Linked DNA regions of Homo sapiens: region 2 is linked to region 1. A link is an interaction called in ENCODE POLR2A ChIA-PET data of the cell type or tissue named here. Cell type or tissue: K562. All regions are shown on one strand. Each heading gives the region's core, and the rest is flanking DNA. Links, peaks and the distances in the headings are about the cores only. Region 1 overlaps BDH1 (3-hydroxybutyrate dehydrogenase 1). Region 2 overlaps LRCH3 (leucine rich repeats and calponin homology domain containing 3).

Evidence for each region. ChIA-PET counts read pairs that join two places held together with the same protein. Peaks named below come from ENCODE experiments on the same cell type or tissue, not always from the same donor. Only the 100,000 strongest peaks of a DNase experiment are listed, where the experiment ranks them.
Region 2: POLR2A ChIA-PET joins it to region 1 with 5 read pairs; 3 of 35 experiments call an interaction of 5 or more read pairs at or near these places.

Annotation. Positions count from the first base shown.
Region 1 is chr3:197,547,921-197,553,299 of GRCh38, forward strand. All of the region lies in intron 2 of BDH1 (3-hydroxybutyrate dehydrogenase 1), which reads right to left. Among named protein-coding and RNA genes, the nearest start is that of BDH1, 5.4 kb to the right of the region's middle. In K562, for the core only: no CTCF peak of the experiment used is centred there; no DNase peak of the experiment used is centred there; H3K27me3 peaks cover 1,630 bases.
Region 2 is chr3:197,796,222-197,801,600 of GRCh38, forward strand. The region is part of intron 1 of LRCH3 (leucine rich repeats and calponin homology domain containing 3); the gene reads left to right. Among named protein-coding and RNA genes, the nearest start is that of LRCH3, 7.7 kb to the left of the region's middle. RefSeq lists an enhancer at 2,823-2,872. In K562, for the core only: no CTCF peak of the experiment used is centred there; a DNase peak (open chromatin) is centred at 2,760.

The sequences.
Region 1 (5,379 bases), core at 77-5,076:
GCTCTCTGTAAGATCACTCTCATAGCAGCTACCTTAATTCAAAATTATGTTTATTTACTTTATCTTCTACTAGATCCTAAGCTCAGTGACACCAGGAATCCTCTCCACCTGGTTCACCACCAAATCCTCAGTGCCTAGAACGAGCCTGACGCAAAGGAGGCACTCTGAGTCCCTGGGGAGTGGATGGGAGCTGAGCGGGCTCCCGCAGGGCAGTCTGGGGGTGGAAAGTCGGCCTGTGGCCACAAAAGAAGTTTCCATGGAAAGCTCCTTGCAGAGAGCAGCAGAATGGAGCCCAGACTGGCTTTTTATGGTTTTATGGAAGGCACAGGCCCACGTTGGCTCAGACTTTTTCATGAGGCACCCCCTCCCACCATCTAAGTACTGACCAGCTGGCTAAGCACACACATCTCTACCTCCTCCCTCCAAGACCCAGGACCAGAGTCTGAGGTCACCATCACTGGGAAACTTCCCATCCAGTCATCTATAATTAAAGTCCTTTCCACCCCTTAGCTCAATGCCTGTGGCAGAAAATGCTTTAATATGATCTCCAAATAGACAGCTGCTTTCCATTTTGTTTTCCTTGAAGTCAGCCATATCTAAAAGTACTAAAGCCAAAATAATTAAAAGTGCATAAAAACTCAGTCCCTTGGCCAGGCGTGGTGGCTCACGCCTGTAATCCCAGCACTTTGGGAGGCTGAGGCAGGTGGATCACCTGAGGTCATGAGTTCGAGACCAGCCTGGCTGACATGGTGAAACCCTGTCTCTACTAAAAATACAAAAAATAGCCAGGCGTGGTGGCGGGCGCCCACAGTCCCAGCTACTCGGGAGGCTGGGGCAGGAGAATCGCTTGAACCCAGGAGGCGGAGGTTGCAGTGAGCTGAGATCACGCCACTGCACTCCAGCCTGGGTGACAGAGCAAGGCTCCGTCTCAAAAACAAAAATAACAAAAAAAAACAAAAAAAACACAAAAAACTCAGTCCCTTGAACAATGCACTGTTCTCAATGTAGTCTGTTGCATGCGTGTTTCTTAAACATGCAGCTATTTCCACTGCAGGGCTCCCAAAGACTCTTCAGGGTAGCTGTCTGCCATCTTCATGTTTTGTGCCAGGCCTTATTCTCTGTAAATATTAAGTTCTCAAACTTCACACACCACTTTCTTGCCTTTTAGTTTGGGAACAGAAATGGCTGTGGGAGGCGGGTGCTCAGTCTCCTCAGCCTTGAAAGTCAAGTAATTAGTTGCCCTGAGGTGACTGAGCACAGGGGGCTTGACTCCCAGGGACCAAACTCATAAGATACTGTCACAAAATCACGATGCTCACATATCAACCTGGAATCTTGGAGACATTTTTTAATGCTAGAAACACTTGGGGCTTCTCTCAAGGGCCCGCTCCACTGTCAAGGTATAACACATGGAAAGCACTCCTACTCCAGAAAAAAAGAAAACAGCGTGCGCATCCTTCCTCACTGCTGGGCTCACTGTGTTCCATTCCAACATGACCATCTTGCAGAGGTCACAGCTGGGGGCTTTCCTGTGAGGCAGCAGCAGGGGCTCCCCTCAAAGGGGCAGGCATTCCCAGTACTAACATTCTCAGCAGAGGCAAGGTATCCGCAGCAAACCGGGTCACACAAGGCAGGAAAGAGAACTCAGGTGTTTCTGGACATGAAGCCTACATGGGCCCTTGCCACTCCCAAGTGGGAGGCAAAGGTCCTGCCCCCGAGGAGGGCAAGCTGGGGTTATGCAGGGAAACAGCCAATGCAGAGACCTCACACTGAAGAGCTTCAGACCAGCAAGTTTCTGTGTCAGCTTCCCAAATCCTACAACTGGCAGCCTACCTAAACATGTTCTACTTGGCTGATTTGTTTGGCCAGCCTGCTGTTTTAAAAAGCAGTGTAACTAGGCAGCTAAGCTATGCTTGAACTCAATACAAACAGTTTGTACTTACTATGTTAAAACTATCCATATCATCTTTGTTAATTGCCTGGACACTATGGGCATTTGAGTTTTGAGATTCCTGACCATATATATCTATATATGCACTATAATCAAATAACTATTATATATATATTTGGCCATTCCTCTTCCGAACATTTCGTAGAGTCTTGCTTGAAAGTTCCAACCCAGCTCAGCTATACGTGGGAGCTTCCTTGAGGTCATGCAAACGGGAAACCTGACAAGTTCTCAAGCCCTCATTCAAAAAGACACCTAACATTCCTTAGAGAAGTAACCATTCTCAAACAAAAGTCAGAAATAATTACACAGGAACATCAAGTGATATAGTAGACAGTGTTCTCACCACCACTGTATCATACATGCAGAGATGACACTCACATGGCTCGTTTCACAGGGACCTTCAATAAAAGCCAAGGGTCTAACATTAGGCACACCCAATGCAGACACCTTGATCGTCCTGAGAGACATTCCAGTCACCAGATTAGGCTTCGGTGGCGACCAGTTCTCCTCCGATAACACACCACATACACTCTGCAGTGACTACCTTTCGGGGGTCTGTCCTGCTCACCTGATGTCCCCTCCTCTCAGACCTGCCCCTCCCTCATAGGATTTGGCCTCTGCAGCTGCAGAGACTATGCTTTGGTCACGGAGGACTGAGCCAGGAAGAGACACCAGACCCAAGGTGAGCCCATTGTTCTGTCCCCTGGCACCGTGAGAGAATGCGAACCATGCTCTGTGGCGCAGGGCCATGCAATGGCGCTGCTGGAGGACGGCAGCTACACTCCACTGGGCCCTGAAGCCACAGAGAGAGGGAGAAAGCCGATCTGCAGGGGGTGGGGGGATAAGATGCTCATGCAGAAAGCAGCAGGGGTGGAGGTGGAGGGAGGGAGGGAGAAAAGCAACAGCAGCAGCAGCCGCCTCCCATCTGCCCCCCAGCTCCAGAAGCCATGCTGTGCCTTTACAGTCTCTGTGTAATTTAAGCAGGCTGGACGTTTCTGCCACTTGCCACCAAATCAATAGTAGCTAAAACTGAAGGCAGAACACTATTATTTTTAACTTTTTATTTTTATGGGTAGGTCGTAGTTCTATATATTTACGGGGTACTATTTTGATATAGGCATACAATGTGTAATAATCACCTGAGGGAAAATGGAGTATCCACCCCCTCAAGCATTTCTCCTTTGTGTTACAAACAATCCAATTATACTCTTTTAGTTATTTTTATATGTGCAATTAAATGATCATTGACTATAGTCGCTGTGTTATGCTAGCAAATACTAGTTCTTATTCATTCTCTTTAACTTTTTGGTACCCATTGACCATCCCATCTTCTCCCCACTGCACAGACCCTCACTACCTGTCCCAGCCTCTGGTAACCATCATTCTACTACATCTCCATGAGTTCAATTGTTTTAATTTTTAGCTCCTACAAATAAGTGAGAACATGCAAAGCTTGTCTTTCTGTGCCTGGCTTATTTCACTTAACATAATGACCTCCAGTTCCATCCACGTTGTTGCAAATGACAGATCTCATTCTTTTTTTCTGGCTGAATACTACTCCATTGTGTATATGTACCACATTTTCTTTATCCATTTATCTGCTGATGGACAGTTAGGTTGCTTCCAAATCTTAGCTATTGTAAAAAGTGCTGGAACCAACATGGGAGTGCAGATATCTCTTCAATATACTGATTTCCTTCCTTTTGGGTATATACCCAGCAGTGGCACTGCTGGATCCTATGGTAGCTCTATTTTTTGTTTTTGGAGGAACCTACAAACTATTCTCTGTAGTGGTTGTACTAATTTACATTCCCACCAACAGCATATGAGGTGTATTAATTCTCAGTTTTGACCCCTATTCTGAGAATGCCTCATTTATAATGACCTTATAACGACACTGGAACCTGTGCTTCCCCCATTCCACTCCTCTTCTGTCCTTCCCCAAGACAAAGTGTTACCCGAGCTGTCAAAACTGCCATAATTACAACTGCCAGATCAAGTGGGCATTTTTTCACTAGGAGAACAGGGCTTGCCTACCAAATTAAAGGCAGGCCACTAAACAACGGAGTCTCAGGACTCTGTTCTTGGTCTGTTCTCCGCACCATGACGAGCACTCATAGCTTTAAATACGATTCACATGCCGCCAACTCCCGAAGGTTGATCTCCAACCCAACCTTCTCCCCTGAACTCAGACAACTGCGCATCTAACATCTCCACTTGAATGTTTACTACGTATCTCAAATGCAACCTGTGCAAAACTGAGCCTGTGCTATTGTCCTGCAGACCTGTTCCTCTAAATCTTCCTCATTCTTGACTCCCCTTTCCTGCACACTCCACGGCCCAGTGCTCGGCAAGTCCTATCAATGCCACCTTCACATATATCTAGGATCCTCCGCTACCAGCCTAGTCCAAGCCTTCATCCCTTCTTGCCTGGATTATTGCAGTAGCCTCCCAACTAGACTCTCCGCTTCCACTGTAGTTCCTCCAGATTCTGGTCAACACAGCCTGCAGGATCTTGCGGAACATAAATCAGATCATGTCACGCCTCACCAAACTCCTGCCAGAGTAAAAGCCAAAATCTAGAGTTTGCCTACAAGGCCCTCCATGTTCTGGGTCTCCATTGTCCCTCTGACCTCATTCCTACCTGGTTCACTGCACTTTGGTCACAGTGGCTTTCTTGCTGTCTTTGGAACATAGCAAGCCAGCTCCTGCTTCAGGGCCTTTGTCCTTACTGTTCCCTCTACCTAGAACACTCTTCCCTCAATATCCACAGTCCTTTACTAAAATGTTTACTAAGACATTCTCTGGCCACCCCATCTATCCCACCCCAACCCTGACTATCCCCCTTCTCTGCTTCCATTTTTTCCTCCTCCTTGGCACTTTATTACATTATAGCATTCTACATGTTGTACATATTTATCTTGTTTGTTGTTGTTCAGTCTCATTAGAATATAAGCTCTTTGAGAACAGGAATTTTTGTCTGTTTTGTTCACTGTTGTATCTCCAACATGTACAGCAGTGCCCTGCACACAACAGACACACAATATTGATTGATTGATTCATTGAGATGGAATCTCGTTCTGTTACCCAGGCTGGAGTGCAGGGGTGCAATCTTGGCTCACTGCAACCTCCACCTCTCAGGTTCAAGCAATCCTCCTGCCTCAGCCTCCCAAGTAACTGGGGTTACAAGCATGCACCGCCATGCCTGGCTAATTTTTGTATTTTTAGTAGAGACGGAGTTTCACCATGTTGGCCCGGCTGGTCTCAAACTCCTAACCTCAAATGATCTGCCCACCTCGGCCTCCCAAAGTGCTGAGATTACAGGTGTGTGCCACCACGCCTGGCTGGTACATAATTAAATGAATTAAGAGAGTTTTGGCTGGGTGTGGTGGCTCACGCCTGTAATCCCAGCACTTTGGGAGGCCGAG
Region 2 (5,379 bases), core at 251-5,250, 250 kb after region 1:
ACTCCCTGCCCTGACAGAACTCAAGGGATCTAATGGGGAGATAGACGGGTGGAAGGATTGTTTGAATTGTGCAATAATAGCACAACTACTATGTTTTAGGCATTATGCTGGGTAATGTAGAGGAAACAAAAATGAGGCCTTACGAATATTTTTAAATCTAGTAATCTGGTTGGGTAGCTGCATAACAGAAAGCTGTGAGGGAATGAAATCCTGGTACACTGAGATCATACTGGACAATGAAAATGTACAAATGCTGATTGAATTTATTTAAAAAAGGATAGGAGTCCAAGATCACTGTTAAACCTGTAAGACTAGAAAGATGGTAATGCTATTGCTTATAATAGTAGCTAACATTTATTGAGGTCTTAACATATTCCAGGTATTGTGCTAAGCTGTGTGTGTCTATATATAACATGAACAAAAACAACCATAGTAAGTTGTAAATACTATTTTTGACCCCATTTTACGTGTGAGAAAATTGAGGCTCAGGAGATTAAATAATTTGATCAAGGTCTCCCAGCTAATAAGTGACAAAACTAGGATTCAATTTCTGATACATTTGACCCTAAAATTTGTGTTATTGATCAATAATTATACCGACAAGTTGGTTTCCTGTAATTTCTTTGGTTTGCCCAATATCTTTGAAGGGTTGGTAGCACATCTAGTGAATCATGTGGGACAAATAGAAACAAATAGAAACTAGAGCTTTAGAATGTAGAGTGACACTTTAGGAGGCTGAGGTGGGTGGATCACGAGATCAGGAGTTCAAGACCAGCCTGGCCAACATGGTGAAACCCTGTCTCTACTAAAAATACAAAAAAATTTGCTGGGCATGGTAGCACACGCCTGTAATCGCAGCACTTTGGGGGGCCGAGGCGGGCAGATCACCCGATGTCAGGAGTTCAAGACCAGCCTGGCCAACATGGTGAAACCCCATCTCTATTAAAAATATAAAAAATTAGCTGGGCGTGGTGGTGCATGGCTGTAATCGCAGCTACTTGGGAGGCTGAGGCAGGAGAATTTCTTGAACCCTGGAAGTGGAGGTTGCAGTGAGCTGAGATCACGCCATTGCACTCCAGACTGGGCAACGAGCAAAACTCCATCTCAAAAAAAAAAAAAAAAAAAAGATGTAGAGTGAAGTTAATTAAGGCTATGGAATAAATTCAAGAGAGTCATAGTGAGAGTTTATAAGATTCTTGGAGGAAGGACGTAGAGAATGGAAAAGGTAGGCACTGTCAACTCAGGGAGATACCAGCATTTTAAAAGGTGGAAAGAGGAATCAGTCTGGGAAAAAACAGAAACAGAAAAAAGATTCAGTAACTAGGCCTGTACTAGAATTCATAGAATCCTAAAACTAGGCCGGGCGCAGTGGCTCACGCCTGTAATCCCAGCACTTTGGGAGGCCGAGGCAGGTGGATCACCTGAGGTGAGGAGTTTGAGACCAGTCTGCCCAACACGGTGAAACCCCGTCTCTACTAAAAATACAAAAAATAGCTGGGTGCCATTGGCAGGCGCCTATAATCCCAGCTACTCAGGAGACAGGCAGGGGAATCGCTTGTGCCGGGGAGGTGGAGGTTGCAGTGAGCTGAGATGGCGCCTCTGCACCCCAGCACTGGCAACAGAGCGAGACTCCATCTCAAAAAAAAAAAAAACAAAAAAAACAAAAAAAAAAACAAAACCAGAAAAATCCTAAAACCAGAAGGAACCATAGTGACCTTCTAAGTTATTTCACAAATGAGAAGCAATCTGAAGCTGGGTGCAGTGGCTCACGCCTGTAACCCTAGCACTTTAACACTTTAGGAGGCTGAGGCGAGTGGATCACTTGAGCCCAGGAGATGGAGACCAGCCTGGGCAACATCGCAAACCTCGTCTCTTAAAAAAATACAAAAATTAGACAGTTGTGGTGGAATGCATCTGTAGTCCCAGCTGCTTGGGAAGCTGAGGTGGGAGAATCGCTTGAGTCTGGGAGATTGAGGGTGCAGTGAGCGGAGGTCGCACCACTGCTCTCCAGTATGGGCAACAGAGTGAGACCCTGTCTCAAAAAAAATAAATAAATAAATAAATGAGAGAGAAGCAATCTCAGATTAAATGATATTCTTAACGTTGTATAGTGAGGTGATACTGTTTTACACAAGGCAAATAAGAGTCATAGCTGAAGCTTGAAGAAAACTCTTGAATGAAATACAGAAAATGAGAAAGCAAAGACTCACCATTGGTGTAAAGCCTACAGGTGAGAGCAGGATGCTGTGGGCAGGTGGACTACAATCACACACAGAAAAAGGAAACATTGACATGTGGCGGGTGAGCCAAAGTAATGCAGTGTCATTGGAGCTATGAGAATTAAAATTTTCAAGAAATGAATACTTTCTAGGTAAGAAGAATGAGGACTGCTAAAATGCCATTTAATTTTCCAAGGAGGCAGTCTGTAACTCACAAAATTATGGTTTCATTAGTCTTGGAAATACGGACTAGAGTACCAGGTCTTAATTTGAGATTGTGTTTTTCTTGGATCCTTGTTTATGTCTATTTTGTAACAGTCACAGTATATGCACTATGAATTTTTCTAGAACTGTACTGTGTAGTATGGTAGCAACTAGCCGTAAGTGGTTATTAAAATAGAAATTTAAAACTTGGTTCTTCATTTGCACTAGCCACATTTCAAGTGCTCAGTAGCCACATATGTCATTTTGGACAGCACCTTGGACCAACCTCCTCTCTGTCATACTGGACAGCACAGATAATAGAACTCTCTCATCACTGCAGGAAGTTAGGTTAGACAGTACGTTAGACTCCCCTGAGATTGGTCTTAGAAGGGAAGGGGAGGTAGTAGGATGGTTTCTTTAGGGGAGGTGAGAAGATGAACCATAGAGGACCACTGAACCAGTTTTGAGAGTACGGGAGTGACAGCAGTGCTGGGGCTGAGGAGTTCCCAGGTTCCAGTTCCTTTTACAGTGGCTATATTTGGGAGCTGGATGGTTAACGTTACTTCATGTTAGAACATCAAGTATGACTTTAAGTGGTGTGGTTATATACATGTTTCTTGTTCTTTCCAGTTCCTCTGTAAAATATCCCAGGTGCGCTTGGGAAAAATGTATGGTCAATGTGGTAATTCACACAAAGGAATATTATTTTGAATTCCTGAAGCAGCCAGCAATATCAAATGCAGTGTGACTAATTTTAGAATCAAACTAGTAGTAAAAATGTAAAGCATTTCCTTATTCACTTTTAACTTTCTTCTTTGCTCTTCACAATTTCTAAATTTTTATTGTTTGAAGGAAGTCTTAAACCTTGGATTTAAACTGGTTTAACTGATTTCTTATTTAAAAACTGGGTAATAGATTTTCCCATTAAAAACAGGTTTTTGGCTAGGCGCGGTGGCTCATGCCTGTAATCCCAGCACTTTGTGAGGTCAAGATGGGTGGATCACCTGAGATCAGGAGTTTGAGACCAACCTGACCAACATGGCGAAACCCCGTCTCTACTAAAAATACAAAAAATTAGCTGGCTGTGGTGGCACGCGCCTGTAATCCCAGCTTCAGCTACTCGGGAGGCTGAGGCAGGGGAATTGCTTATCCCGGGAGGCAGAAGTTGCAGTGAGCCGAGATCACGTCACTGCACTCCAGCCTGGGCAGCAGAGTGAGACTCGCTCTCAAAACAAAAACAAAAAACAAAAGAACAGGCCGGGTGCAGTGGCTCATGCCTGTAATCCCAGCACTTTGGGAGGCCGAGGCAGGTGGATCATGAGGTCAGGAGTTCAAGACGAGCCTGGCCATGATGGTGAAACCCTGTCTCTACTAAAACTACAAAAAAAAAAAAAATTAGCCAGGCGTGCTGGCAGGTGTTTGTAATCCCAGCTACTCGGGAGGCTGAGGCAGGAGAATTGCTTGAACCCCGGTGGTGGAGGTTGCAATGAGCCAAGATCACGCTGATCGCACCACTATACTCCACTCCAGCCTAGGCGACAGAGTGAGACTGTCTCAAAAAAAAAAACCCCACAGTTTTTTAAAAATGATTTTCATATCATAGAGAGTGGGAAGGTAAGCCACAGTCTTCTTAAGATTTCCAATAAATGCAACAGATTAGATCCAGAATATTTAAGAATGTCTATACACAAGTAAGAAAAAGACAACCCAGGAGAAAACTGAGAAAACACTTGAACTAGTACTTTACTAAAGAGGAATTCCAAGTGGCCAATAAATGTTTGAAAAGGTGCTGAACCTCATCAGTAATCAAGAGATTGAAAAATAAAACCACAGTGGGTACTACTTTACAAGTTGATGATTCCAAGTACTGGAAAGAACGTGGAGCAGTGGAGACACTCATACGATGCTGTGGGAGCTTGTGGGAGTGTGAATTGGTGCCTCAACTTTGAAAATGCTCTGGAACGATCCAGGAAGGTTTAAAATACACATATTCTGTGACTCAGAAATTCCACTCTTGAGATAAATCTCTCAGAGAAAGTTGTGTGTATGTATACCAGGATATATAGTATGATAAGACTGTCCATAGCATTATTCATATTTGACAAAATAGAAACAACTTAAGTGATGATCACCAGTAGAATGGATAAATCAATTGTGTGAAAATGAGCTGGCCAAGTGCGGTGGCTCACACCTATAATCCCAGCACTTTGGGAGTTTAAGGTGGGTGGATCACAAGGTCAGGAGTTCGAGACCAGCCTGACCAACATGGTGAAACCCCGTCTCTACTAAAAATACAAAAAATTAGCCGGGTGTGGTGGCGGGCGCCTGTAATTTTAGCTACTCAGGAGGCTGAGGCAGGAGAATCGCTTGAACTTGGGAGGCAGAGGTTGCAGTGAGCTGAGATCACACCACAGCACTCCAGCCTGGGCAACAGAGTGAGACTCCATCTCAAAAAAAAAAACAAGAAAATGGATGAGCTATAACTATATGCAGTTGCAGGAATGAACCTTAGAAACATAATGTCGAGAAAGTGAAGTGTGAAGCATAATATATACGGTGCAAATATATTTAGTAAAGTTCAAAAACAAAAAATATAAGTGCTAAAAGTACAAAGAAAAGGAAATAATTGCCATAAAAATCAGGATAATGGTTACCTCTAGGGGAGAAGGAAAAAGCTGTGATTAGGAAAGGGAGCTTTGGGTTGGGAGTCAGGGATATATTTCTGAAGTATTGGAAATACTCTGTTTCATGACCTTGGTGGTGATTATATGGTTGTTCATGTTATACTTTTAAAAAATTGAATTGTATGTTTATGATTTATTCACTTTTCTTCATTTATGTTCGACTTTTGTTGAGGCTAACTTCTTCATTGTTAACTCATGTATTTCTCATGGCACCTCTTCTTTTTGGCCATCTCTTTTTAAATTCTCTTCCTTTCTCTCTACCATCCCTCCTC